Linked DNA regions of Homo sapiens: region 2 is linked to region 1. A link is a loop called in an ENCODE intact Hi-C map of the cell type or tissue named here. Cell type or tissue: body of pancreas. All regions are shown on one strand. Links, peaks and the distances in the headings refer to the core of each region. The heading gives the core; the rest is flanking DNA.

Evidence for each region. Peaks named below come from ENCODE experiments on the same cell type or tissue, not always from the same donor. Only the 100,000 strongest peaks of a DNase experiment are listed, where the experiment ranks them.
Region 2: a loop joins it to region 1, with 4 times the contacts of the local background. A loop is called at or near these places in 49 of 110 quality-filtered maps.

The regions. Positions count from the first base shown.
Region 1 is chr5:170,611,347-170,626,329 of GRCh38, forward strand. The region is part of intron 1 of KCNIP1 (potassium voltage-gated channel interacting protein 1); the gene reads left to right. It overlaps LOC124901132 (a long non-coding RNA gene), which reads left to right and starts at 7,246. Exons shown (of 2, transcript XR_007059045.1): 1 at 7,246-8,120; 2 at 8,521-8,758. RefSeq lists enhancers at 415-1,151, 12,219-12,513, 13,997-14,496. In body of pancreas, for the core only: no CTCF peak of the experiment used is centred there; no DNase peak of the experiment used is centred there.
Region 2 is chr5:170,440,575-170,455,557 of GRCh38, forward strand. It overlaps a transcript of KCNIP1 not described here. Among named protein-coding and RNA genes, the nearest start is that of KCNIP1, 56 kb to the right of the region's middle. In body of pancreas, for the core only: no CTCF peak of the experiment used is centred there; no DNase peak of the experiment used is centred there.

The DNA.
Region 1 (14,983 bases), core at 2,327-10,326:
TGCTGCTCATTTCTCTCCCCTGGGCCCCACAGCATCTTCGAAAGGTGAGGTCAATTCCCATGAAAAGTACCACACTACGAAGTGCAGCCAAGGTCCAGAGGGGTATGGCAGAGAGCTTAGGGTTAATTGATTAGAGCAGGAAAAGGTCAGAAGATGTGGAATCATCCACATAGCCCTTGCAAGGAGGTATCACATACATCCACTCAGGGTCGAAGACACAGACAGCATGTGTCTCTCTAGCCTTCCCTCTCTCCTGGAGTCCATAGCCTTGGCTGCCTGCCAGGAACCCGGCACACCCACCTCCCAACACCTCCCAAGCCCACTCCACCTTCCTCAAAGGGTAACCTCTTCCTGACCTAATCGTTTTCAGAGGAAAGAGCAGGAACTTTGGAGTCAGGCCTGGTTTCCTAATCATCATATTGGTCAAAGCAAGTCACACAGCCAAGCCCACAGGCAGTGGGGCTGGGAAGGACAGAGAGAGAAGGGAGAATCGCTACTGAATGACAGTCTACCACACCTATTGTGCAAAGTGCTGGAAGGGAGGATTTGTTCATTCATTCTGTTAATATATATTAACTGAACACGAGCCAGGCACTGGCCTAGGTGCTGAATATGCAGCAGTGAATGAAATAGACAGAAGTACTTTTCCTCCTGGAGTTCATGTTCAAGTGAATAATGGCCCCACACCTCGATTAATCCACAAGCACTTAACTGTCTACCCTGTCAGGTTTCCATATGTGCCAGACACATCATGTCCACAAGAGATTCTCTGCAACCAGCGAGCTCATGGCCCACGGGGAAACCAGACAGACAGACACCCAATGACAACATTGAAGGCTTGCACGCACGAGGGGCCAGAAAACACCCCACATGGAGTGGGTCCCACTCTAGGCCACTCTCCCATCCCTTCCCTTTTCCAAATTTCCTCCCTAGCCACATGCCTTGGTTTCCAGGGCCAGCCAGCTGTGCAAAATGCCTAGCAAGCTCTCAGCAGGCCCCTGCTGGGCACAGCACAGAGAAATTAAGTGCAATTAGCGTAACTAAGCCATCACCAGTAAGAGGCACTTGCTCTCCTGGCGGCTCCCTTTCGGAGACTAATGGGGATGACTAGAGAGGAGGATCCAGAGCCTATGGCTGAAACCTCATCAACAGCTTGGGAGAGTGACAGCCAGCCAGTCTTCTGCCCGCAGGCTGAAGAGGCAGTGCTTCCCAGGGTGAGCCAGAGGTCAGGAATCAGAAGGCCTCCCCAGAGCTCGCTCCCATTTTCCTGAGTCTAGGAAGATGGAGTAAATTGGTTTAATGGAGTGGAGTCCCGTTGTCATGGTGGCAGGAGGAGAACAGACGGATCGCCCTGCTCCAGCCTGACAATGTGAGGCTGGGCTTTTAGCAAATGTGGCCGGCTGTAATTCAGAGAACTCAATTTGACCCATGCTGTATCTTCTTTCAGATAATGGCCGTGTGTCCTGCCCTTCCCCCAAGTGGGGCAGGCTAGAAACCTCTAGTGGACTCCTCACCCCCTCCCAAGACCCAGTCAATCTATAGGGCCCGCTGGTTCCTTCCCCCAGGTCTCTCCTCTCTCCCTGGATTGTGGCAATAGCCTCCTGAAGGTTCCTCTGCGCCCCAGGGCTAAGTCCTGGTCCCATCCGCTCTTCACATACACACACCCAGCATAGCACATTTTTCTAGAACTCACACCTGAACGTGCCTCTCCTCTGTTGAAGACATCCCCAGAAGCTGATCCCTTTGTTCCCAATGCCCTTCCACCCTGTCTCCACCTGGCATATGCCTGTGTTTCCCTGAAATTCCAGCTTAAATCTCTCTCCATGTTTGGCCTTCTCTGCCTCTTGCTGGATTCCTCATCTCGCCTCCCACCGGTTTTGCATGGATCCCTGCCACTACCTGTGTGTGTCCATCGCTCCATCCATTGAGCCTGTGAGGGGAAAGCCTATTTAATTCATTGTCACATCCCTTCCCTGGAGACAGAGTAAAATAGCTAATAATTAGACAAAACATTAATTGAGTGCTTATTTTATGTCAAGTGTGATTTGAGGACTTTATATGCACTAATTTATTTAGCTTCCCAAAACTCCATTAATAGGTACTATTAATGCCCCCTACTTGAAAGATTAAGCAACAGAGGCATGAAAATAATAAAGTGATATGTCCAAAACTACACAGCTAATAAGTGAGAGAGCCAAGATTTGAACCTGAAGGAGATGGGAGGGAGAGAAATAGTTGGGGAGACCACAGGGAAAGGAGGAAGAAGAGAAGGGAAGAAAAGGAGGCGGGGAGGGCCGGGAGCTGGAAATGTACCTTTGTATTTTAAGTCATTGAGATTTGGGGGTTGTTACTGTCACAGATCCTAGCCTGTTCTTACTAATAAAATAAATAACTAAATTTATAAAGAAGTGTCAGAAAAAAAGGTCATATTAGACCACGAAGGATGACAAAGAGCTTCTTAAAAAGGGAACTCAAGGCCCAAACATGGGTATTGTTGTGTCATGTGAATCCTTCACAGGGGCCACTTGGTGTCTGTGTGGCTGGCTCTTTGTGGCCCTGGAGAGGGAACAAGCATGAATGCATCAGTGGCTTCCAGCCTGAACAGAATAAGTTCAACAAGAGATGGCCCCAGCTCCGGTGTCTACTGGGGAGGTGATGAAGTGAAGTGTTCAATTCCTGCATAGCCACCAACAAGTCCCTGGAAACACAATTGTTGAGGATGTGTCCCTCGGGGAGGCATGGTTCATCTGGCTGTGTCACAAAGCAGATGGGAACAGCTGGCGAGGAAGGACTGCCTGTCCTGGGAATTGCCCTAATCATCTTCCTAAATATTGCCGCAGCCAGGAGGAAAGCCTGATTCCCTGCAGATGGGGCCATTGACAGGATGCTACTGGTCCGGGTTGGGAGAAAAGGAATGCTGTAAACACAGTCAGCCCATTCGGCAGGCAGTGGAAGCTGTCTGAGGCTTCAGGGCCCCCTCCTCACTAGGGGCTATAATTCATGCAGTTTCTTATCTGCCAGATGGCCAGGAGGACACATGCATTCCAGTGGTGCCATCTTCTAAGTGTTGGCAGCTTGCCAGTGATCTCAACTTCATTTTCATCATTGCCTTTTGAGACTTTTTGTTCTTAATCACCCCAACCAACCATGAAATTTTAATACCAGAAATATATTCTCTGTTTACATACTTTATGCAAAATCTGTTTTTTAAACGTAAAAAGGGGATTTTTTCACACGTGCATTCCCACAAGAACCAATTCTCTCCCCCGTTGAGAATGCCTGTTGTACACTAAACCTTCAGATAACCATTTTCTGCAATCAGCCCTATCAGATTTGGAGGGAGAGAAGCAACTCACCAGGAAACAAATGCTCTTTGCATTGTTTTGTCTCTTCCCAGAAGCCTCCCATCCACCTTCAGCTGGAGTTGAGCTTTCTAACATCACTGCATTCCTGCACATCCACATTACCATCTTTATGTATTTGATTCCTCCTTGAGGGCAAGGCCTGTTTCTCTGTTGTTTACACCCCCTCTCAGTGCGTGCTGTAAGGTAGGAGCTTCACAGATGGTTAAAGCAAAACAGAACATGGGCCGGGTGCAGTGACTCACTCCTGTTGTCTCAGCACTTTGGGAGGCCAAGGCGGGTGAATCACCTGAGGTCAGGAGTTCAAGGCCAACCTGGCCAAATGGCGAAACCCCATCTTTACTAAAAATACAAAAAATAGCTGGGCGTGGTGGTAGGCGCCTGTAATCCCAGCTACTCGGGAGGCTGAGGCAGGAGAATCACTTGAACCCGGGAGGTGGAGTTTGCAGTGCGCCAAGATCGCGCCACTGCACTCCAGCCTGGGCGACAGAGTGGGATTCCATCTCAAAAATCAAAAAACAAAAAAAGGAAAAAACAGAACATGAAAGCCACTTTCCCACAGCCTGGGCACGTAGCTACTGTGGTGAATCACCTTTCCTGGCAGAGCACACTCAGGAACCGTCAGCTCCAAAAGCACCAAACAGTTTCATTAAGACCGTGGCTCCTTCGCAGAAGCACACGGAACGCAGACTGACAAGCCTGTGATAACATTTTAATGGCCTGAGTTCAGTTCCCAATAAAATACTTAAGTTTCTGCAATCATGGAGCTGGCATTTTCATTAATACTCCTGATTAATTGTCTGTCCTAGGAAAAGGCTCATCACCGTCACAATCCCGATCTTGCTAGTTCCTTGCAGGGAGAATCCCAGCAGCCTGGGCTTTTCCACCAGGTTAAAGCTGGCAAAGGGCAAGGAAGACTCCCTGGCACCTGGTACCCTCCACTTGCCATGGTAACAGAGGATTACAGGCTCTAAGCCCAGCTGCTGTCCTTGCATTCAGACCTCACCACTCATACACTGGGACCTGGAACTACTTAAATTGCCTCAGTTTCTTTATGTGTCAAATGGCGTTTGACACATAAAGCACTAATACTAATAGTACTTACATAATAAGGTTGTTGTAAGGATTAATTGAGTTGGTACAAGTAATGTCCTGGCACGCATCTGGCACATAGTGAGTGCTTCCTATAATAAACAGTAGCTGGGTTTGTTGTTGTTTTACTATTATTTTTCCTCCAGAAAGGCGAGAGTTGCATCAGCCTTGGAAGAGGCAGGACTGAGATGTTTGGGAACAAGACCACTTTCACAGGGGGCAGCCTTTTGAGAAATGTCATGTCTACTTGATAGGGCTTTAAATATGGAGTAGTGGGAATCTGCACATTTGGATTCAAATCCTGGCTTTTCCAATGGCTGATGATGGAACCCTTATAGGCTCAAATCACTCACTTCTCTGAGCCTCCCCAAAAATTGAGAATAACAGTTTTTATTCCATAGGGTAGTTTTGAGAATTGGTAAGATGATCATAAATGTAGAAGGGCCTGGTACTCATAACTGTTTTCTTCATTTATTTATTTAGTCAACAATGTTTTCTGAGCACCTACCCTGGGCCAGGCACACTGAGGTGGGCCTTGGGATTCATCAGGGATCAAAGGGAAAAGGCATCCCATCTCCGTGGAGCTTCACATCATCGTAGTTAAGGTGGATAATGACTGTCTCGACAGATAGGACAGTGGCCAGGACACAGGCCTTCAGTCTGGAGCATGCTTCTCATTTTGAAATAATTTCTTGTTCAGAGTCAGGTTGGAAGGAAGGCCTTGCAGGGGCTGGGTAAGGATGGCGGCATCTCTGCGTTCACGTCTGTGTGCTCACCATGAGAGCCCACCTCTCTCTGGCCCAAGTTTCCTTCTGTAATGTGAAAGAGGTGGGGTTCCATGCTCTCCTCTTCAGCATCCTCCTTAGATACTCAATCTGGCACTCATCAGTTTCGGACCCTCCATGCTGCCCCAAAGGAAGCCACACTGCACCTTCATCCAGTTTCTTAAACCTGCATGTTCTCTCTTGCCTCTAGACCTTCGCCCAGGCTATTCCATCTGCCTGGAACATGCTTCCATACACCTGCCTTCACTTGGCTAACTCCTACTTCTGCCTTGTGCCACTGCTTGGATTGAATGTCCTCTGGAATTCAGCCTTCCTGGATGTCCCTGAGCTGGGCTAGGGTCCCCTCTGCCCACCTCTGCTCTTTGATTTTCCCTGTTCATCACCCCAGTTATGACACTGAGTTGTAACTGGGATTTCTAATCTGTCGCCTCCACCAAGCAGCACACTCTTTCTGGCCAGGGTCCATGTCTTATTTGTCTTGGTATCTCTAGGGCCCAGAATCTGGTACCTAGTGAATGTGTAACAAATATTTTCTCTGAGCTAAAATAGGAACACAGGGTCCCTGCAATGAAGACCCCAGGTCTGGAGGGGAAGACAAGGTAGCATTACAAGATAACAGGCCTTCCCTGCAAAGCGTCAGCACTCAGACTGGGGCATTGTGGACAAGAAGGGTGGAGAGGAGAGAAGGCATGAAGGCATCCCAGATAGGGACACAGCAGAAACAAAGACAAAAAGGCCGGATAAGCAAGATCTCTTTGAGCCGGCAGGTTAAGATGGGTAGTGGAAAGCTGGACCACTGTCAGGTTTTGACCCCTCCAGACAATGCACCGTGATCTTCTGGCTTCCATATGTCCCTGGCTGCTGCTGCCTGCTGCCCACTGAGGGACCTCACCCTCCAGACTCTAAGTGATCTTAAGCCACCAGCCTTACAAATTACAGCAGACAGAGGGGGTCCAGGCCCTTCTAGAGATAGTGTTCACAGCACTTTCCCAAAGCTGGTTCTGCTCAATTCCCTAAAAGATCTCCTGCAATGGGGCCTCCAGGGTCCTAAAAGCACCATCTGCTCTTAAAGAGTCTCACTGCTCATTAGCATATCAAAGGCTCTGAAATGTCCTGCAGGAAAAAACTCTGGGCTAACTTTTGTAGCCCTGTTCCCCAAACTAAATTGAATGAAGGATTCTTTTTTTATGACCCACCTACAGTTCTGCAGAGATCCTCCAGGGAATGCAGATCTAACCCATTCTCTGTGCAGTGAATGGCAGAGAAAATTAAAGTGATTGCATCTATTGCACACTTACTTTTCCTTCGAGGTAGGTGAGAGAGTAAATAAGATGCAGGAGAGAATTACAACCGGAGATATAAAACAGTTGTCTTACAGGGAATAGTCTGTTTGCCCAGGGAGGAGGTTTTCAGAATACAAAGTACCATTTCTTCTCCACGACATCCCCAGGGGAGAAAGGAAAGTGAAAGAAGCCCTCCAACCGACCACTGGAGATGGGAGCATTTCTGCTGGTTTCATTTACATAAGTGTCCTTGGCAATTTGTCCCAATTTGTCTCATTATAAATGATGTAAACATCCGGGCGTAATCACAGACAAAATGGGATGGTTTAAATGCTGCCTGATTAAAAACCCTGGGTTGGCTGCAATGACTTGCAGGCATGCTAACGGCTTCCCTGCAAGGGACTTTGGTTTCAAAGTTCTGAGAGCTCAGGAGGGTCCCTAGGTCTAGTTGCAAAGTCATGTCCCCCATGACTCTGCAACTCTCCACATAGAGCCTAGCAAGAATGCATCATCTTCTCTATATCTCTTATAAGGAGGGAAGGAAGAAAGGGAGGGAAGGAGGGAGGGGGAGAGGGAGGGAGAAAGGAAAGAAGAAAAGAAAGGAAAGAAGGAAGGAAGGAAGGGAGGGAGGGAGGAAAGGAGGAAGGAAGGGAGGGAGGGAGGGAGGAAAGGAGGGAGGAGGGAGGGAGGGAGGGAGGGAGGGAGCTAACTGACATTTTCCCCTTTGCCATCTGATTGGCATGAAGGGCAATGTAACTGAGGAGTCTGGGGACCAAAGTGAATCCTAGTAATGTCACTCACTTAATATGTGTGATTTTTTAGACCAATCACATCATTTGGCCAAGCCTCAGTTTCCTAGTCTGTCAAATGGGAATGATGATTTGACATCTGGTGTGTCTCTCACTACTGTTGAGACATTATATAATGAGAGCATAGCCCTTTATAAAGACAGGGTTTCTGTCCTCTTTCTTACTTCATTCTTTCCTTCTCTTCTTTCCTTCTAATAGAAGGTATAGAGAAGACAGCACATTCCTACTGAGCTCTATATGGAGAGCTGCAGTCATGGGGGACACTGTCTAGATCTGGGGACCCTCCCAAGCTCTCAGAGCTTTGGAAGGAAGGTCCCTGCAGGGAAACTGTGTGTGTTTCTTCAACAGTGTATCCTCAGTGCCTAGCACATGGTAAGTGTTCCATAAACAGCTGTTGAAGAGACGGATGGATAACTGAATGAATGGATGCTTCCATGGGCAATGACACACTAATCTGAAAAGCCCTGTATCAATGAAAGAATCACTTAATAGTTTAACTTTTCCCTCATCCTTCAGAACACAGATGGCATGCCATCTTCCCTTCAAATCTCTTCCCAGTGCCCCACACAGAAGAGGCACACTTGGACACTGGTGTCTGATGGACCCAAGTTCACAGCCTGTCTCTGGTCATCAGGTATCATGACCTTGGGCAAGAAGCTTAACTCTCTGAGCCTCAGTTTCCCCTTCTGTCCCCCAGGGAAAATGAGTCCTGCCCCTCCTAAGGGAGGTATGAGATGTAAGACCCCGAAGGACACAAAGGTTTGCCAGGAGCCTTCAGGTAGGAGGCAGGTAAGGAGGTCTGCTAGATTGGAATGAGTTTCTGGAAGGCCCCAAGGAGCTCAAAATCAGACCTGGGGTGAAGGTGTCTTGACCAAAATGAGACCCATCAAAGAAGCCTGGATGAAGGTGCCCACAGCATCCATCAGTGCCAAAAACAGAAACACTTTAGCCCAGGATACAAGGAACATTTTAAAGCAACAGAGATAAGAGATAGTTAGAACTCAGGCCTCCTGGCTCTTGCTGTTCTTGGCCCATAATTAGTTGTTATGGGACCTTAATAAACTTCTTGCCTTCTTGGTACCTTTGCCAAACAATCTGATGAGGAGAATATTGAGTCATGGTGCCAGGGAAAATTAGCATATTCTGCAAATTCCTGGCACTGTTAACACTGGATTCTGTCCACCTTTAGAAATCCTCAGATCACTATGTCAGCATCCCCCAATCACAGCTCTCCAACTTCAAGGAGGGTTGAGGGGTCTGAAGAAGGAGAGAGAGGCAACAGAGCCAGAAACCCTTCAGAAGATGCCAAGAGCAAGGTTTGGACCCATAGTCCACCACTTACTAACTTCAAGAGTGTTATGAGCTACAAACTTCTCAGTCTCCGTTGACTCATCTCAAAAATGGAAGTAAAATTATTTACCATGCAATATGTTGTCAAAATGCATTGGGTTTAGTTCATAGCAGGTGCTCAAAGAATATCAGTTCCACTTCCCTTGTCCCTAGAGAGCCTTGTAGTGGATGTTGATGTGTCTTCCAACACATGCACCAACCTTTCCCTGTCCTGTAGCAGTTGAGATGGAATCATCCCACTCCCAGCTCCAGGAATAGGCTCTGATGGGCTTGAACCCAGCAGCTTAATTCCATTGGTTCTCTAGGCCTTCATCATTAGTACAGGAAAGGCACTTGACCTAAATTAGTTCGATAAGATTTAAGCTCAGAAATCTGGTTTGTTGGATGGAGAAAGAGATGCTTTCTTTCTCTCTGGAAGGAGTTTATTGCAAAAGTAAGGGCTGGGGCTGCTACAGCCATTGTGCTACCATGAGGGAACTAGCCATGATAACAAAACTTGCCTGGGGAGGGGCTACGCATCACAGAAAATGATGCCAAAGTCCTGCTCAAACTGTGCCTGATGCCTGCCTGATCTATGGACTTCTTAGTTCCATGTAATGGATTCTCTCTATTTTTAAAGCCGTATCAGGTTGAATTTTTGGAGAAATAAAACAAAAAGCATCTTGACTAATTTAAAAAATCTTCTTTGGGTATTCAACCCTCCTAAACTCACCCCCAAATCCACTGGGAGCATGTCAAGATTTTTGTGAGCCGATTTAGGAGATGCAAATTCATTTGCCTTAATTGGATCTCCAGGAAATGACTTCTGCCCCCTCTTAAATCATTTAAAGCTCAAAGAGGCATGAGGGCCCTCCCCAAGGATGCAGGTATCCTCTTGACTGACAGCCTGTATGCTCTGCTTCCAGGATCCTTCCATCTCCTCCCTTTACTGAGGGAGTCTGCTATGTGTTAGAGGTGTCCATCACTGGTCACACTGGGAAGCTGTGGCAGGGAAGCTGGAGAAAAAGCAAGATAGGCCCCAGAAAGAACACCAACTCCAGACTCAGGGAGACTCAGGCCAGAATCCTAGCTCAACTTCTTCCAAGCTCCCAAAGTCACACTCTTTTCTCTGAGCCTCGATTTTCCCATCTGCAAAATGGGGATACTAAGGGTCACCTAGCTGGGCTGCCCTGGAGATTCCAAGACATTAGGCATAGAAACAGTCTGGCCTAGACCCTGTAGGCCAGTAGGCATTTGATCAATGGCAGCTGTGGTTGAGATTTTTATCATCATTATGGCTGCCCTTCCTGCTTTCCAGGGCTAGTGTAGATCTAAGATTATAGGGGCTGCAACGTTCCTCAGTGGAGCAGATGCAGCAAGGTAGTAAGAGAGGGCATTCTCACTTGTCCCCACAGAGTGTGGTGTGGGGGAGATCTGTGAGCACCCCAGCAGCCATGAGGGTCAGCACTTGAATCTCTGCAGGTCAGTCATACTCCTCTTTATTATTTTTATTTTTATTTATGTATTGATTTATTGCTCTGTCACCCAGGCTGGAGTGCACTGGCACCATCATAGCTCACTGCAGCCTTAAACTCCTGGGCTCAAGTGACTCCCACTTCAGCCTCCCAAGTAGCTAGAGCCACAGGCACATGCCACCACGCCTAGCTAATTTTTCAATTTTTTGTAGAGACAGGGTCTCACTGTGTTGCCCAGGCTGGTTTCAAATTCCTAGGCTTGAGTGATCCTCCCGCCTTGGACTCCCAAAGTGCTGGGATTACAACTGTGAGCCACTGCACCTGGCCTTATTCCCTTCTTTTTATCAGTTTTCAAAGCCATCAGTATGCAGAGCACTAGGCCCAGAAATGAGAGGAGAAGAGAGATGGAACGACGAAGACCAAAACCTCTGTCCTCAAGCTGCTCATAAGCCAGTATAGAGACGTGTGGAGTCTGCTGTCCTGAGTTCCAGTCCCAGTTCCCCTTGCAAGCAGCCGTGTGACTTGCAGCAAGTCATTGAATCCCTTTGAGCCTCACTTTCCTTGTCTAGAAAACAACAAAACTGGAAATAATACTGCTTCCCTTCCAGTTTGTCAAGGATGAAGGTGCTTTGCACGGTCCCTGGAGCAAAATGTGTTCTCAATCAAGATTCCGTCTGTGGTGGGTGGAGCCGCGTCCTTCCCAAATTCATATTCACTCAGAACCTTCAAATGTGACCTTTTTCAGAAATAGCATCTTTGCAAGTTTAATTCAGTTATGGGTCTCAAGATGAAATCATCTTGGATTTGGGGTCTATCCGAAATCCAGTGACTGATGTCCTTATAAAAAGAAGGGATACAGGCCGGGGCCAGTAGCTCACGCCTGTAATCCCAGCACTTTGGGAGGCTGAGGCAGGCAGATCACTTGAGGTTAGGAGTTCAAGACCAGCCTGGCCAACATGGTGAAACCCCGTCTCTACTAAAAATACAAAAATTAGCTGGGTGTGGTGGTGAGCACCCATAATCCCAGCTACTCGGGAGGCTGAGGCAAGAGAATTGCTTGAACCCAGGAGGCAGAGGTTGCAGTGAGCCGAGATCGCGCCACTGCACTCCAGCCTAGGTGACAAGCGTGAGACTCTGTCTCAAAAAAAAAAAAAAAAAGAGTGGATACAGAGAGGCAGTGAAGAAGGCTGTGTGCAAAGACAGGCAGAGGTTAGTGGGATGCAGCGCGAGGCTAAGGAGTGTCTGGGGCCACCAGAAGCCAGGGAAGCCTAGGAAGGGTTTTCCTAGAGCCTTTGGAGGGAGCACAGCCCTGCTGACACCCTGACTTCAGACTCCCAGCCTCCAGAGCTGGGAAGGGATAAGTAGCTGTTGCTTTAAACCAGTGGTCCCCAACCCTTTTGGCACCAGAAACCGGTTTTGGTTCAGTGGAAGACAATTTTTCCACGGACAGGGTGTGTGGGGTGGGAGATGGTTTCAGGATGAAACTGTTCCGCCTCTGATCATCAGGCATTAGCATTAGTTAGATTCTCATAAGGAGTGAGCAACCTAGATCCTTCGCATGCGCAGTTCGCAATAGGGTTCATGCTCCTATGAGAACCTAATGCGGCGGCTGATCTGACAGGAGCGGAGCTCAGGCGGTAATGCTTGCTCGCCAGCTCACCTGCTGTGCAGCCGGGGTCCTAACAGGCCACAGACCCATCCGTGGCCCAGGGGATTGGCGACCCCTGTCTTTTTTTTTTTCTTTTTTTTGAGATGGAGTTTCGCTCTTGTTGCCCAGGCTGGAGTGCAATGGCACGATCTCGACTCTTCAACCTCCGCCTCCTGGGTTCAAGCCATTCTCCTCCCTCAGCCTCCCAAGTAGCTGGGATTACAGGCACCCGCCACCATACCTGGCTAATTTTTGTATTTTTAGTAGAGATGGGGTTTCTCCATGTTGGTCAGGCTGGTCTTGAACTCCCGACCTCAAGTGATCCGCCCACCTCAGCCTCCCAAAGTGCTGGGATTACAGGCGTGAGCCACCACGACCTGCCCGGGGACCCCTGTCTTAAACCACCCCAGCCTGTGATACTTTGTTATGGTGACCCTAAGAGGCAAATACACCCTCCTTTCCCCAACCTCTCCCCTCAGACGAAACCGATGCGAAAAGTGCTTCATGAAGTTTCAGGTAAAGAAGTCTGGGACGAAAAGGGATAGTGAGGATGGCGGGAGGGGCTGAACTCCAAATGGGCTTATCAAGGCTCTGCAAAATGGCGTGACGGCGCTGCCCCCTTCTGGTGGCCTGAAGACTAACGCACATGATGTCAAGTGCGGGGCCCAAGTACTCAGGAAAAGGTTCTCATTTGGACACTGGGAGGTCTTACATTGGGGGCCCTGAGCCTCCAGCCCTTCCAAATCTATTCTCAGCAGGAGCTCAGCCACACCTGTGTCCCAGAACTGAGGCCAGGCCCAGCCTTCACTCCACGCCCAGCCAGCCCCAAGGAACCGACTCCCTGAGGCTCTATGCTCCCTGCCTCCAGTGGCCCCGTGTCTGGGAAATAGTGGCCCTGGCCTGATGCCCTGACCTGGGCAATCCATCCCCTGGTCCTCTCAGCTCCCGGGCCCAGGTTTTCTGGGCTACTTTAACCAGGGCAAACTCATTCCTCGAGTACAAAATAAAAGATTCGAACAGCATAATCAAATAGGTCATACCCATAAATCAACACATTTGAGCACCTATTTTGTTGTTCTTTCACTAATCCAAACCATATTTATTGAGCATCTACTATGTGCCATTCTCCAGTAGCCATTCTAGGTGCAGGGGATACAGCAGAGACCTTGAAAAAAGGAACAGTCTCTGATCTTGCTGAGCTTAGAGTCAAGTGGAGGTGAGGAGGAAGGAAATGAATTAACAACTAAGTGAAGCAGAAGGTAACCAATTGATTGACTGACGAAGGGGTACAAACAACAAACACCTTCCTTTCTCCAAACTCTATCTTTAACTGTATTCTCTCGTTTTCCTTCCTCTCCATTTTACAATCATTTTACAACATCTCTGGCTATTCTCCTATATTTCTGATCACTTCGGTTCTCATCACAATAATAATTTCAGTTTTCAAGCATTGGAAAGTCCCATCCAATTAAAATGTCAATCTCACACGCAGTTTAAACGTTTCGCCTGCCCGTGAGCTCAGACCTGTCTTGGTGCCTCAGTTCTTGTGTGGAGGGGAGGAGAGGAGAGGGGAGGGGAGGAGAGGAAAGGAGACCGGGGAGGTGGGGGGGGAGAGGGGAGGGGAGGAGAGGGGAGGGGAGTGGGGGAGAAGGGGAGAAAAGCGCAGCTGGCTTCCTCACTCTCCTTTCCTTCCTCACCATCCTTACCCTGGCCCAGGGCAGGAGGAGGATTGGCAGAGTAGAGGCAGGGTCTTCTGTCTTAGCTGGGCCTGTTGGTGACTTTCTGTTGGCCAACATGGGCTGACTGGAATGTTCTCCAGCATGGCACATGGTCATCCAGATGCAGGCTCTTCCCTGGGGCACTATAGCAGAGAGGGCTCTCTTCCAGTCTATTGCAGATGGATGCCCTCGTGAGCTGAGTTTTGATGAACATCCCATGTCCCCAGCCACCCCATTCAGAGCCTCTTTCTACTCTGGTCCTCTGGTCCCAGCAGCAGCCCTCTGGGTACTGAGGGGAGGGCATCTCACCCAAGCCCCTTAAACCTGCTCACCTTCTTCAGAGCCCACGTGGCCGCAGGAAAGTCACAAACCCTTGTGCTCCCACAGGGCACACGTGTGCACACGTGTGCAGCTACCTTCTCTCTAGTTGGTACCTGAGGCTGCCTCCTGGATTTTCCAGTCTCTGTGTTCCCAGACAACCCCAAGCCCCAAGAATACAAGAGCTCTGTCACCAAGCATCGGGCCTGTGGCTGCACTACACGTCTGCAGCTCAGGACCCCTGGCTGCGGCGTAAGCTACCAGCATCCCCTTCTCATGGGCACCCTCATCTCCGGCTCCCCATCGCTGGGCTGTGACCTGCGGGGGCGCCCCTCTATGGAAGGGAAGGAGAAAAATTCACAGTGCTATCTACTCCTCTGAATGCACTCCCACCAATTTCCTTGGAAATTTCTAGCTTTCACTGACATATCTGGGATGGGGCGGTGGTCACAAAATCAATCCCACTTTCCCTCGGCTAGTCTTACAAGCACCCAACAGCTCTATTCAGAATACAGGGCTGCCCAGCTACTTCCCATTCATTATCCCCAGGTTGCAAGCTTTAGTCAAAACCCAGAGGCAGCAGGGTGTCTGGTTCCACCTGCTGTTAGGATGATTTCAGGAGTGCAAAGTGTTAGAAACGCGGTAAAACATGATGCTTAGAGATTAAGTGGGATGGGGACTGGGCAGATGATGCTGCTTTGGACCCAGCGAGTGAGGTGAGACTGCGACAAGACAGAGCCACTGAGCAGTGACCTGGGGGATGGGCATTGCAGGCAAGGCAGAACCCCAAGTGGGAACAACCTCACTGGGCTTAGCAAAACTAAAGAGGCCCAAAGTATACTGAGCGATGAGGTGAGTGGCGTGGGATAAGGTTGGAGAGGAGGCTGGAACCAGACCCTGCAGGGCCTTGCAGGTGATGGGAAGGAGTTTGGAAGGTGCTGGAAGGTTTGAAGCAGAGGAGGGATATGATCATGCCTGTAGCTGCTATGTAGAACAACTGTATGCATGCCAGGCCTGTGCCACGCATGCTCTAATCATTACTGGCTTTAACCCTTGCACTAACGTTGTCATGCAGGTAGGAGCATCTGCACCCAGCAAATGGAAACTGAAGCTCAGGAATATTCAGTCACTTGTCCAAGGCTCCCCAGCTGTTAGGTGCTAAGG
Region 2 (14,983 bases), core at 3,560-11,559, 170 kb before region 1:
ACTACAGGACTACAGATGGAGGGTGTTTCATGGCTGAGTGAAGGGGTAGAAGCCAGGCGAGTATGACACAGGATCCCTCTTGACAGAATTAGAACACAGAGATCTGGAGTTCCCATCATGCCCCTACCACAGATTCATGGTGGAAACTTGGGCCTCATCTGCTTATCTCTGAAGTGCAGAAATTTATAGCACCTACCTCCAGGGAGAGTTGGGGGTTAACTGAGATCACGATGTACAAACCTGTAAGCTGTAAGGCAATGGAAAAGTGGAGGGTATGTCCTTGGATGAAGCTTCCGCTCTGGACAGCATGGAGGACCCAGGAGTCAGGCTGGGCTGCTGGCTCACAGGTGTTCTCTCCCCCTGGCCCAATGCCCTGGTTCCCATTGCCGTCTGAGCTCCTCCCTTCCATGTCTCTGTTCTTGCTTCCTTCCCTCGGTCTGCCGTCGCCCTTTGTCAGTGATCAGACGTGACCATGGGTAACAGGCATGAATTTTAGTCTCTGCATGCTCAGGTGTGTAAGAAACATGGCTTCCTTTAGTTCCTATAACTAAACTTTATTTTCAGTTTGCACTGATCTTCCTCCAGCTGCCCTCCCAGCCCAGCAGGGCCTCTGCCCTGGCAGGGATGGGATCAGAACTCAAAGCCCCTTTCATGCAACCGTGTGTGCACAGTTACACACAGATCTGTCTAAAATCTAACTAGTAGGAAGCAGTGAGAACTTGGTGCTTTGTAGAGAGGCTTTGTGATTCAGATAACAGGGCTAGCTCCAGGGAGTGTGGAACAAACGAGACCCCTGAGGGCACAGACACCTCAGAGCATTTGTACCTCTGGTGCTGGGGAGGGGTGGGGGGCCCATCTGTGAGCCTCTGGTGCCCATGTGCCCACGTGCAGGGTTTGTATCTTTGTGCACTTTGTACCTCTGTGTGGCAGGCGATCAATGGTGTTTCTATCTCAGCCAGGGACTCAGGTGCGAGACTGAGAAGCCCAGGAGGCAAGAGGCACCTGCAGCCCTAGAGCCCACTGCAGATTTTCCTTGAGGGCCGTATATCCAGAACCATCCCAGGGCTTGGCTTTTGAGAGAAAATGTAGTCTTAAAGAATGAACAAGTGGGCCGGGCGCCGTGGCTCACGCCTGTAATCCCAGCACTTTGGGAGGTCACGAGGTCAGAAGATGGAGACCATCCTGGCCAACACAGTGAAGCCCCGTCTGTACTAAAAATACAAAAAAACTAGCTGGGCATGGTGGCGGGCACCTGTAGTCCTAGCTACTCGGGAGGCTGAGGCAGGAGAATGGCGTGAACCCAGGAGGCCGAGCTTGCAGTGAGCCAAGATCGTGCCACTGCACTCCAGCCTGGGTGACAGAGCGAGACTCCATCTCAAAAAAAAAAAAAAAAAAAAAAAAGAATGAACAACTGCTGACTACTGTTTACTACAATAAGCATAGCTGATACTCTATCCAGGAAGAGGAAGCCACCACTCAGTGCCCCAGCCAAGATTGTTCTCAAGCTTTTGTCCGTCCCAAACCTTTATGAAGCATCCTCACCCACTGACATGTGCAGTACTTAAGACGGTGCACCCTGGAGTCAAATCCCAGCTTGGCCCCACATGAGCTCTGAGGCCCTTGAGGAGACAGCGTTGCAAAGACCCCAGGGGCCGAGTAAGCAGAGGCCTTTCAGAGATCAGAGAAAAGGCCACATAGCTGGGAGCCTTTGTGAAACTGGAGAGGTCATCGGGGCCAGATCCTCAGGGGCCCAGTGGCCCTGGAAAGGAATCTGGTCTTGTACCTAGAAATGGTGGCATTAATTATGTGACTTTGTCCAAGTCGCTGTCCTATTCTGAGCTTCAGTTTTCTTGTCTGCAAAGGGCTCTGGACCAAACCATCTAGGATCCACCCTGACCCTGGGCCTTCATGTCAGGTTAAGGAGAGACAGGGCCTCGTTCTGCGTTCAGGATGAGTTTCTCCAGGGAAAGGCCTTCTAGCTCCGCCCTGCCCTGTCTGGCTCTGGGGACCACGCAGGACTCTCAAGACACTAGGTCACTACACTCAGGAGTTTCCCATTTCTGCCAAGACAATCTGGAGAAGACATCACCCCACTTGAGTCATGAGATGTCCTCAACAGCACCTTCTAGAGTGCAGATCTTTTTGCTGCTGTGAGAGAGGGGCTTATGCAGAATGATATTGTCAGTGTAGACATGTTTCACACAGAGGAGAACTCAGGACAGGGGACAGGAATGGAGGCAGGAACTCGATCTATTAGAACAAGTTTTCTGATGTGGTTATGCATCAGGGATGTAGAATCCTGTGCCTTCAGGATTTCTGGGATTAAAGACAATCCCAGAAAACAGGCCTGGACAGGTCCTGGAATCAGCCCCAGGCCTATTTGGATAGGGGATTCTGGGGTCCTCGTACCCAGAGCCTGGTCTAGACAGAAGGAGGGAGTGGGCTCTGGGTGGGCAAACCCACCTTGGCCCTTTCCCTTCCCTCATCCTGTGGGGAGGGGCTCAGCTAGTGGAGGGTCAGAGAGGGTCTAAAGCAGGGGTTCCATGGTAGGCACCCCTCTTGTCCAGACCCAAAGGTGGCTTGGATCACCACCGAGGCACAGCTGAGTGATAAGTTGATGAGCAGCTGTGTTTTGCTGCCACATAAAAATGGCTCATTCCCCACCCCCCGGCCCTGAAGTGACTATTTACTGAGAGAGGCAACCCTACTGAACAAAAGCCTGCTATTTATTACACGTTCGGTGAACACCCCACAGTTCCAATGCATGGGGAGGGCTTGGAAACCAAATCAACCTTGGGAAAAGGAGGTGCAGAGGCCAAGGTCAAAACCAATTCATGGAAGTGGGAAGAAAGCAGGGCTGGCCTCAACCTTTTCACTATTAGAGAGATGGCCATGTAAAGTAGTGAGCCTCCTGTGGAAGGCATATGCAAGAACAGGTAGAATGATTATTTCTTAGGGGTTTTGTAGAAAGGATTCCTTACACACAAAGGCACAGGATTCTACATCCCTGGAGCATAACTACATCAGAAAACTTGTTGTAATAGATTGAGTTCCTGCCACCACTCCTGTCCTCGTCCTGAGTTCTCCTCTGTGTGAAACATGTCTAGACTGACAATGTCATTCTGCATAAGCCCCTCTTTCACAGCAGCAAAAAGATCTGCACCCTAGAAGGTGCTGTTGAGGACATCTCATGATGCAAATGAAGCAGCTGCTTGCAGGAGCCATGGAGGGGCTTGGGCAGCAGGCGGGGGGTGCCCACAGGCATGTGCCCCTCCAGAAATGGGCAGGAAGTGGAAGGAAGAGAAAGGGAGTCAGGCCCAGGGCAGGGGTGGGGGCTGGGGTCTGCTTTCTCCACACTGCCAGGTTCTGGTGAGGACCTCCCAGGTGGGTGTAAATTTGCAAACCCAAATGGTTAAGAAGATATATCTGTTAATGTAGAACATTTTGTATTTAACCAGTAATTGACTTGATTCATAACTTTAAGTATGCAGATGTGGTAAGTGGACCTCAGTATTAGCTTCCTATTGCCACTGGAACAAATGACCAGAAACTTCGTGGCTTCAAACAACACACCTTTATTATCTGACATTTCTGGGGGTCAGAAATCCAAAATGACTCTCCCTGGGCTGGATCCGGGTGTTGGCAGAGCTGCGTTCCTTCTGGGGTCCTGGGGGAAGCCTGTTTCCTTGCCTTTTCCAGTGTCTAGAGGCTGACCCCATTCTTTGGCTCATGGCCTCTTCCTCCGTCTTCAAAGCCAGCAGTGTTGGGCCGAGTCTTTCTCAGGCTGCTACCTCTGTTCTCTCTCTCGTGCCTCCCTATGTCATTTGTCAAGACCCAGAGGATTCCACAGGCCTACCCAGATAACCCGGGGTAATCTTCCCACTTTAAAGCCAGCTGATTGACAACCTTAATCCCATCCACAACCTCTGTGACCCTCTGCCATGCAAGGTAACATACTCACAGGCATAGGGATGAGGATGCGGATGTCTTTAGAGGGCCACTGTTTTGCCTACCACAGCTTCCATTTGGATTCTTGTCCCAACCCCTACAAAAGTGAGGCATATAATTTGTTGAATTCTGAATAAAATGCTACCAGTGTCTACAAATTATATTTTTTCTTTTTTTAAAAAAAAAAAAAAACCTTCTTCCCCAAGTCTGGTTTCCTTTAGACCTCAGGACTAAGTACCTGAGAAGATCTGCGGGCAAGGATAGTTATGTGATTATCTGGACAGAATGGCATTTCTGATTGACATTGTTGCATTACTTTGGCTCCAGATGCAGTGGCCTGAGAGCAGAAATAAAACCCCCTCCAGCTGCCTCAGCCCACCCTTTGCAGAGGGAGAATTGAGTTGGGGCCACACGGTGGGAAGCACTAATCCTCAGTCCACACAAACCCTCGCTTTCCAATTATTTTGATGGAAGTCATGAAAGAGCACTCAGCTAGGCATTATTAATCCATTTTTTCAATTCAGCAAGTATTGATTGAGCAGCTACCCTGTGCCAGTGAGGTTGGAAACACAAGGGTGATGAACAAGGTACATGTGCCTGGCCGTCACTGGCCAGCTCTGTCACTGCAGGCGGGAACTTTCCTTCCTGTGGGGCCCAGGGTTTTATAATCACATGAGCACCTACACATCCGGTACAGAGCCCCGTTAAGGGGGCAGGGCCTGGCCTGCCTCCTTCACTGTTGTCTCCAATTGCCTCAGATGCATGTGGATGCTCATTCGTTGAATGAATGAATGAATAGATGGTCCTTGCTGATCGGAGAGTCAATGACTGTATCAGGCCAACTGGAAAAGCAGAGGGCAAGCCAAGAGAAGACTTGGACAGTGCCTGCCACCATGGCTGCGAGTGAGAGGACTGCGGATCCCGAGGTGGATTCCTGGGGTGGCAGCTACTGTTTACAAAGCACTTTGCTGGTATTTATTAGGCCACGCAGTTCCCTTCCAAGTTTCCTCCTGTTATCATTCTCACTTTGCAAATGAAGAAACTGAGGTACTGGGATAAAACTTGCTGAAGACCACATGGCTAGTAAGTGTCAGAGCTTGGATGTGAACCTGAATGCTCGCTGAGGAGAGAGCAGCTCGCCTCCTTCCCTCACAGGCACATAGTCAGCCTTCCCGAATTTCATCCGGCAACAATTAACCTCTCCCTTCTCACTATCCCCCGCTCCCTTTCCATCTGTAGAGATCTCCTTGGATCTAAATTATCAGGGCCTAAAGCCAGGCCATACTACCGAGGTTAAAGAAGGTGAAAGGGCTGCATTGGGCAACATTGTTCCTTCAATCCTAACTCTTTAATCCTAATTCATCACTGCACACTCTGCTCCCTTCCCTGGGTGAAGACAGTTTGATTTGCCCAGTATCCAGAAAGTTTGTGCTAAGACAAGGGAAATTGCCACATGGCTCTCTGTTTCATTCAGTCCTTCATAAGCATGCAGCCTGACCTGGAGAAACTGACAGTGTAAAATGCATGGAGCAGCTCCTGTCCCTCTCTTTCCTACCCTTGAGCACTCTCTAAGCAGTAGCTGGCCGATACAGTCGCCCAGGAAGTCTCCCTGTAGCTCGGCCGTCAGTCATTACCCTCACTGGCAGCACGGGACAGAGAACGGGATATGTTCTCCCCTTTTATTTTGTGTGGTGAGACTTGGAAAACTCTGCGCCTAGAAAAATCCATTTCTGAAGGTTGCTGCTATTGAGTAGTGCAGTGAGACTGGGTTTGAAGGTATTGGACTCTTACATAGGCTATGTGAACGTGGGCAAATTGCATCTTCTCTTTGAGAAGTCTGAGCTCAAGTCTTGCTTTGAGTTATTTGTGTACTAACCTTTGACCTTGCTGACAAAAAAAAAAAAAATCACAGTGCTGGGTACAGCTCCTGACACTCCACCTCCCCTACTTCTTTTTTAGATACAGGGTCTTGCTCTGTTGCCCAGGCTAAAGTACATTGGTGCAATCATAGCTCACTGCAGCCTTGAACTTCTGCCTCAAACAATCCTCCCACCTCAGCCTCACGAGTAGGTGGGACTACAGGTGTACTAGTATGCCCAGCTATTTTTATTTATTTATTTTGCTGTCCATCCTGATCTGGAACTCCTGGGCTCAAGCAATCCTCCTGCCTCGGCCTCCCAAAATGCTGGGATTACAGGCATGAGGCACTGCACCCAGCCTCAACTTCTCCCACTTCTATCTTCTCCCCAGTTCTAGGTGAGGCAGGACCTGCCACATGTCCAAATCTCCATCTGTCCCCAGCACTCTACTAAATGGCTTAACTGGGCCCTCACGTCCCTCCCTGGGGATCCTGTGAAAAGACTTGTGAACCTGCTCCAGGTCCTGACTGAACCAAATTTCCTCTCTCTACATGCCGAAAGAGTAATAGGTGTTCCTGCATTAAGCAATGGCTTAATTTAGGTTTATTTTCATTCTTCAGATATCTCTCCCATTTGATGTTTCACCCCCTTGAAGCTCAGGTGAATCTCCATCTTCTTATTCATCTGAATATTCCTCATGCCTGGCATCACGCCTCACTCATAGAGTAGGAATTCAAAAACATCCCAGTAGGAGCTGGGAAAGCTCCTACTGCATGTCTTGTACATCTGCTGTATGCCAGCTGGGAAAGCTCCTACTGCAAGAGAGAGGCAAACCACAAAGGGGACTAAGGGGAAGAATTGGGAGGGGGGCATTTATTGCCCCAAATGACTGAATTTGGGTCAAATAACAGGACCACGGGCACTCACATGTTCAAGTTATGTTCAGGAATCTTCCTGTTTTCTTTATGAAGCAGACCCTACCTCTCATCATAAAGCTGGAAATGCCACGTTCCCTCCATTCCAGCCTCTCTTGCAGCTATGGTGAGCCTAAATGAGCTAGACTCAGTCAATCAAACCCTTCTGCCCTAGAGTTTGAATGGGAAGTTCTGACTTGAAGAATTAGGAACCACACAGGACCCCGTTTGTGAAGGGGGTGGCACAAGGTGCGTGGCCTCTAGCTCCCAGGGGCAGCATCCAGAATTCAGCCTCAGGGATGTTGGTCATGCAAGCCACCAAATCAGTGCCAGCAGCCAAGACGGGGGTGTCTTCACAGGGCCAGTTTCGTCATGTTATTTCAAGGGTTGCTCCTGGCCCGTAGCCTCTGAATTTATTTTAGTTTCTCAGAGATTTCAGTGGGCCAACGAATGTCACTTAATCGATCCCTTTTCTGCTTGGAGGAGCCAGACTCCGTGTTTGTTGCTTACAAATGAGACCTTGACTGAGACAAGTTGTCTTGAGTTTCCAGTTGAAGTCATCCTATTCCCTTTCACCTTGAGGCCTTTGCACATGTCATTTCTCTCACCTGGAGCAGGCATTCACCCTCTTTTTGTGACTGGATGACTCCTACCCAGTCATCCAAGGGTCAGGCTTGAAGACTCTTCCCCTGAGAAGCCCTCCCAGATCACCCCAAATCTGGGCTCCCACACCACCCTGCATGTTCCTCTTAGTAGCATCCTGACCCTGGATTTTACTGTTTATTTCTGTGTTTCCTCACTATTCTGTGAGCTGCATGAGGACAGAAGTGCATCTATTTCATCATTGTTAGTAGTAGTTAGTATAGTTGCCCAGCCTATTGATATTGTTGAATGAGTGGATGGATTGAACTCTCTTAGGCCAGAGTGATCCCCCACTATCACTGCCTGGCAGCATGGAGCAGCTTCAGTTTTTGGACTCAGGGCAATTGCCCTGTTCCAGGAAACCCCAAAATAGAGTTGCCTCATTTCACTTCTACCAGCATGTCTTGTACATCTGCTGTACGCCAGGCCCCGTGTCCTCTTACGCCCACATCCCAGATCCTGCAGGTAGAAGTGCTCACATTGCTGTGCTCCCTTTTCTCTGACCAGCCATGGAGGCCCTGGGGGCTTGGAGGAGTGGCTGCTTACTCCCTGGGGGAAGTGTGGGCTGCAAGCCCCTTGAGTGGGCAGGTTGCCATGGTGATGCTAATGGAGAGACTTGCCTGAGGAATACTGACCACCAAAAGGAACAATTACCAGAGAAGGCCCATTTCTTTAGCAATTTTCAAGAATGGGCAAGATAAAAAGCCACAAGTGAAAAGGCATTGCAAACAAATAATAGTGTATGAGCTGGTCTGGACCCAACAAGGCCTGTTTCCCACCCCTCTTTCCCTCTGGTTGTAGTGAATAAAGCCATACTTTTCAGTGATTTATAACTGTTCAAAAATGACTCGTTTCCATATCTTCTTTCATCTACCCAGCACCCATTATGTACCAAATGCCTAACAGACACTTAAAATATACTCTATAATTATGAAAACAACCCTACAAGGTAATTGTTCCCGTATTACAGATGAGAACACTGAGGCTCAGGGAGTGTAAGGGACCCGTCTAGGGCTACGCAGCTGGGAAGCACATGCAGCACTCTACTTCATGCTTAATTCAAGGAAGCGAATTCTCCTTGTGGGTTAACATCATCACAGTGGCAATTCCAGTGCCTCCATAAGAAAGTGTCCTTGGAAATGAGACACTAGCCCTCTCCTGTCTCATCTGCACAATATCCTATTGCCATCTATTTAGAAGAGAGGTAGTGAGTTGGTTCATTCATTCATTCTCCATTTGTTCATTCATACACATTTATTACACTCAAACTTCTAGGGCAAAACCAGCAAGCCCCGTACTGGACACTTCAGACTCAAAGATAGCAACTTGCTAAGTTACAGGAGCTTCCTCATAATTGCTGAGCTTCTAAGCTCTTTGTCCCAACTCCTGAAAAGTAGCCCTCAACTTCCAAACTGTGCTTCGGGCACTGACATTCCCTGAGCTCCACACACCCTTGGACCACAGTTTTCTGAGGCCCAGATGAGCACAATGTGCAGGGCAGAGCCTGGCACTTCCAGGGCTCCAAGGAGTCCAGAGGAAAATCGGGCAGGTCCTGAATCAGGCTGCTGTAGGTTGAACTCCTGCCCCACTTAGCAGCTGGATGATGTGCAAATTGCTCAGCCTCTCTGTGCTTCAGTTTCCTCACCTATAACCTAGGGCTAAAAATTAGAAGCACCTACTCCATACAGCTATTGTGCTGATACAATACAATAATCCACATAAGGAACTTAGAACAGAACAGTGCCGGCGGTGTATGTTAAATGCTGAGTGGACACCAGTTGGGATTAGAAGTAGCAGCATTGCCAGGTACTCCTGAGCAATGGGTCAGCTAATTCCACTCTACCCTCAGACCCCACCCTCCTTTGCAGTTCCTTCTCCTGCTTTGATAACTAGAAGCAGTCATATAGGGCCTGGGGTCTCTACTTGTAGGAGTTCAGTCAGGGTGGTAGGAAAAATTATAAAAATTATAGAAAGACTCAAACCTTCTTGGAAGGCCGGGAGGTTTTGCAAAAGTTTTGGGAAAGGATTTGGCTGAAGGCAGCTGAATTTTCTCAGAGTAAATAACAAGGAAGTGTAAGGGAATTAATCTAGATAAGTTAGTTTACTTAGGCCTTGAAACATGGCCTTTAATCATCCATGCTCAGGACTGCTCTCTTGGGGGAAAGGATCGCCCGACCCCCCACCCCACCCTCACCCCACCCCCTGCCACCATGTTAATTACCCACAAGTGTGTTGACTCAAAGCCTTTGTCATTAAATCTGTACTGAATATATGCCCACAGCACCAGCTTGTCAAGGCTGCAGCTGCTGACTCTTTACAGCACCCTCCTCGGTGCCTGTGAGTGGCCCAGTCCCTTAGCCGTGCAGCCAGGCAAAAAATCTGTGTCTGCATACATTTTTTCATCCATCACTCAGCCAGGGTCTGCGGGTTGGACCCCGCATCTACTCACAAATCAAGATGTTCAGTTCCGCCACCCACCCCTGTCTGTCTTCCTTTCTCACAGTCACTCTGTAGGTGTATCCTGAAAATGTAAATCAGACCACAGCATTCCCTAGCTGAAAACCCTTCCGTGGCTCCCTATTACTCACCATAGGCTAAATTCCGCCCAGACTCCTCTGAAGGGCTTGCAAGGCCTCCTGTGTTCTAGCTCCTGCCTGCTATCCACCCACACCCCTCATTCCTGCCCCTGTAAACCCCTTGTAGCTCTCACATCTCAAGAATTAAAGATTTGACCCAGTTGCTCCGACCACCTCCGCCCCGATCCCCAGAAACAGTTTCCCCCTTCTCTTTCTCTGGCCAACTTCTATCGGTTTTCAGAATGTCTCCCCTGGCCACGCAGGATCCCTTCCATTTTGAGGCTGATAAAATCCTGCGGATCGCAAGCTGAGCGCTCATCACACCCCATCGTGATTATCTCCCCTGCAAGGCCAGGGGCTTTGAGAGGGTGGGACTGTGGCTGACACGTTCAGTGCTCCAGTCCCATCACCTGACACTTGCCATAGAGAAGGTGCTTAGTATTTAGAAGAGTGTGTGCGATTACCGAGAGCATGGATATGAAGAAGGGGATCACAACCTTGAAAAAGTTTGTTGCTGAGAAAGAGGCAAGCAGCCCCAACTGACGGGAGCTGGCCTGGTCCTCACAGTTTGTCTCCTGTTGAACAATTTCACAGAACATTGACATCAGACAAGGCTATTCTGACTGTGTTGGAGCAAGACAAAATCGAGAGCACTTCGTAGTCATGTCTAAACGCAGATAAAACAAGAACATTGTCTAAACCACAAAAATGACCAGACATCCCGCTTTTTTGGGCTAATGGGAGTAACTGTTTACCAATGTTTATAATGTTGGCCCTGCACTAGTCCTTCTACCTTATAGATAAGATTATAGGTACCCAATTATAGAATGATTCCTACTGCCTGATGGCATCCAATTGAACCCTCCCTAGTCACTTAACACAAGCCCCCATCCTTTTGTAAGTTCTTCGTAACACCCTCTCACAAAGACCCCTCACTGTTCCCCACAGTGCACAATCTCCTTGCTGCAATGAGCCAATAAACCCAGCTCCGTTCAACTGCAGGTGTGTTCCTGGTCTTTGGCTAAAGGGCATTGACACCACCCATTTCCCAGAAACCTGAACTTGCAAAAAAAAAAAAATACCTAATTAAACAATTTCTGCAAGCTAATTGATAGTGAGAAATGTATTTCTGATAGGGAGCATCAGCTGGAGTAGACAACTTTGTACATACTATATGTTTTCCGGACAGTTGCTTCAGCTTCTCCTGCATTGTGTGTGTGTGTGTGTGTGTGTGTGTGTGTGTGTGTGTGTGTGTGTTTGCAGGGGGAAGATGCAAGCTTTGCTGTCCTGGGTGTCCGTGACTGGGCATGTCTCATCTGGAAAGAGATCAGCTAATATTCCTTGAGAAAAAGAATGTTATCACTGGATGATTACATCTGCTTCCAGAGAGGTAAGAGCATGCAGCATGGAGCAGACACTCTCTATCCCAGGAGCTGCCCTGCCCAGGCCTGGGCTGGTGGCTATTGTCATGGAGTGGTAACTGTAAGGCCATCCTCATAAGTCCTGCTGATATCACTCCAATCCATGGACACCCCTGTGACTCCGTCTCCATTCCTCAGGCCTGCTTCCCATGGAAAGACCCAGAGGGAAACGTGGTTGGTGGCATTGGGGACTGAGAACAGAACAAAATTCAGGCTTTGAGTGTGGATTAGAGACGCACTGTGTGGTGCTTGCATCACCTCTGACAGTGGTTGGGTAATGGGCTGAATCACCCAATGGAGACAGAATGCCAACAGATGTTAGTTGAGGAGGATGATTAATCTCCTTCTTCGAAAACTCAGAGAATCTTTATTGGCAACGTTGAAGTCAAGATAGGGCTTCTCCTTAGCAACCGGAAAGCGCCTAGTGTGCATGGCTACAGAATTCAATATGAAACTCAGATGATGAAGGTAGCCATGGGCACCTCTGATTGCCCATTGTAAATTTCTGCCTGGAATGAGGGCTGGGGCCTCATAAATGTCAACAAAAGCTGGTGATGGGTCCAGAGAGGGATGTTAGGCCAGCCTTGATGGATGAGGAAGTTTCATTTAGGGGCTCCTGTCACTTCCCATCTTCAGGCCAAGCTGACATCCATGGCTGTAAAATTGTCACCCTTCTCCTTTGCCTCTCAGGAAAGCAAAACTTCTTTACGACACTTTTAATCAAATCTGTCTTTTGCCACTTCTCTCCCCACCCTGCTCCCTCTGCCTTTATCCTGACAAAGAAGCGAACTGTTACTCTCTGTCAGTTATTTGTCTGAGTAATTTCTTGATGAAATTGCAACTATAATTGAATTTTCTGAAAACCAGGAATTCAAATGAGGCGACAACAGAGGAAACAGCGTGATTAAGGAATTGTTATTCACTCGTTGTACATCATTACCACCCAGAATTCATCGCTGGATCGTTCACAGATGGAGTTGCTGAACTATGATTATATTTTAGAAAATGAAGGGGGAAAAATCTAAAAAGGCAATAAAACATATTAGAAGCCTTCTTGAGGAACAGGATTATTACTGATTAAGTATATTTTGCATGAAAAATGTGCTAGCACTTTGGCAGTTTAAATTATACGTCCGTGCAGTCAACATTTTTGCTGGTCTCAAAATTCTTTGTTAGTTTGGTCTTCTAATCACATTCCTCTTCACCCTCCAAATTGACGACTTGAAAGAACATTAGAAATGATCATTCCTGAAGGAGCATTTGCTCTCAAAATGCATTTACGCTCAGCAGCCATTAAAAGGATATCATCCAGTCACTTAGTTTCTCAATTTAACTTTAAAGGAAAGTTGCCTTATTAGAGAAGTGGCCTCTATTTCAATGTAATGGTCTTTGTCACATCTTCCAATGTGCTGGCTTAGTGCTGAAGGATGGGGAAAGGCAGTTTTCACATATTGCAGCCACCATACCACCAAAGAAAACAGGTGCACTTCCAGGCATCATTTAGCGGGGTACCACATTCCTGGTTCCAGTTTCCTTTTTAGAAAATCTGAAAGTAACTTTGGGGCATATCTTTTAAGGAGTACTCCAACACGACTAGTGGACAGACCCTAAATTAATTGCCAATCAGCTCTGCCTTCTGGTATTTACACCTTTATGTAATAACCTCCACTTGAAGGTAGATGAGATCTGTGACTTGCTTCTAACCAGTGGAATATGGCGGAGGTGGTGGGACGTTACTCCTGTGATTACATTACATCATGTGGCTCCTTTATGATGGAAGATTCATGCTAGAGATTCTCCTTGCTGACTTGACAAAGTATGTAACCATGATGAAGACTTCCACGTGGCAAGGAGCTGTGGGAAGCCCAGGTGCTGAGACTGGCATCCAGCAAACACCCAGCAAGAAACAGACGTCCTTGGTTCTACACATACAGGAAATGAATTCTGCCAACATCCTGAGTAAGGCTGGAACTAGATTCTCCCCAAGTTGAGCCTGACAAGTAAAATACAGACCAGCCAACACCTTGATTGCAGTCTTGTGAGACCTGGGGAAAAGGACACAGCTGAACCGTGTCCATTCTTCTGACCCACAGAAACTGTCACATCATAAAGGTATGTTAGTTGTTACACAGTTTAGAAAACTATTACAGCTGCTCAAGAAGGTTAGCTAGCTCCAGATTTCAATCCATTCACAGGAAAGCAAGCTTTATTCCTAGAAGAATAATTCATGCTTTGCAAAAAGAGGAAAACGTCCTGCAGTTTTAGAAGGTCTTTTCTTTCTCAACACACCCAAATTTCTTTAAAATCCTCAAGAAGTGCATTTGTTTTCATGGTTGACTCGAAGAAGTGAGTATAATTAACTCACAAAAGGTGGGAGGAAGGGACAAATTAAATTTTGGTATGCATACAGGTAGCTTCTTCCAAGTGATAATGAGCAATGTGAAACAAAGAGATTGGCATTAAATGTAATGAAGGACTAGAGGAGTGTACCTAAACCTGAAACAAATTCCAAGAAGTGGCCTTGACCTAAAATGTTTGCATCCTGCCAGAGACCCTTACTTATAAGTCAGGAGATACCTGATGCCCAGGAGAACTGGTTTTTGTACTCTGTCTTACACAGACTAAGAATTAAGAATGCAGGTGAGAAGTTTAGAAAACTTCCTGATGATCATATGAAAAGACATTAAACTTTACCTGGTAAAACTATGAAATGTTGCCTGTAGATTTCTAAGAAAAATGAGTAGGAAGTTGGAAATATTTCAGAATTAAGAATGTTTTTATATAATTAGAACTCTTTAAGCTATGTAATTCTGAAATCTGTGTGACAGACTTCTGTGTAAACATAAAGAACTAGTTATTTTTACAGATTATCTAGTCTGTGTATTCATTTGATGTTTCTATTACTTTTACCCTCACTACAAAGTTCAATGAAGGTTAAAAAAATATTGTTCTTAAAAAAAGAAGAGATAAACCTGGAGTAGCTATTTCAATGTTAGACAAAATGGATTTTAAAACAAAAATGTTAATACAGATAGAAAGGGACATTTTATAATAATAAAAGTATCAAAATATCAGGAAGATACCACAATTATAAACAAATATGCTCCTAAAAATAGAATCTCAAAATACATAAAACAAAAACTGACAAAGTTGAAGGGATAAATAAATAGGCAGCTCAGCAATATTTAGAAACTTCAATACCTCACTTTCAATAATGGATAGAACAACTAGACATAAGATCAACAAGAAAATAGAATATTTTAACAAAGCTATACACCAACTAGGCCTAATGGATATCTATAGAATAATCCACCCAACAACAGAAGTCTTCCTCCTCCTACTTCTCCTCCTCCTCCCCTTCCCCTTCCCCTTCCCCTTCTTCTTCTTCCTTCTTCTCTTTCTCCTTCTCCTTCTTCTTCTTCTTCAACAGGATCTTACTCTGTTGCCCAGGCTAGAGTGCAGTGGTGTGATCATGGCTCACTGCAGCCTCAACTTCCCAGGCTCAGGTGATACATGGGCCTCAGCTTCCCAAAGTGCTGGGATTATAGGCACAAGCCACATGCCTGGCCCACATATTCTTCTTAAGTACACATCAAACATTCTGTAGAATAGACCATATGCTA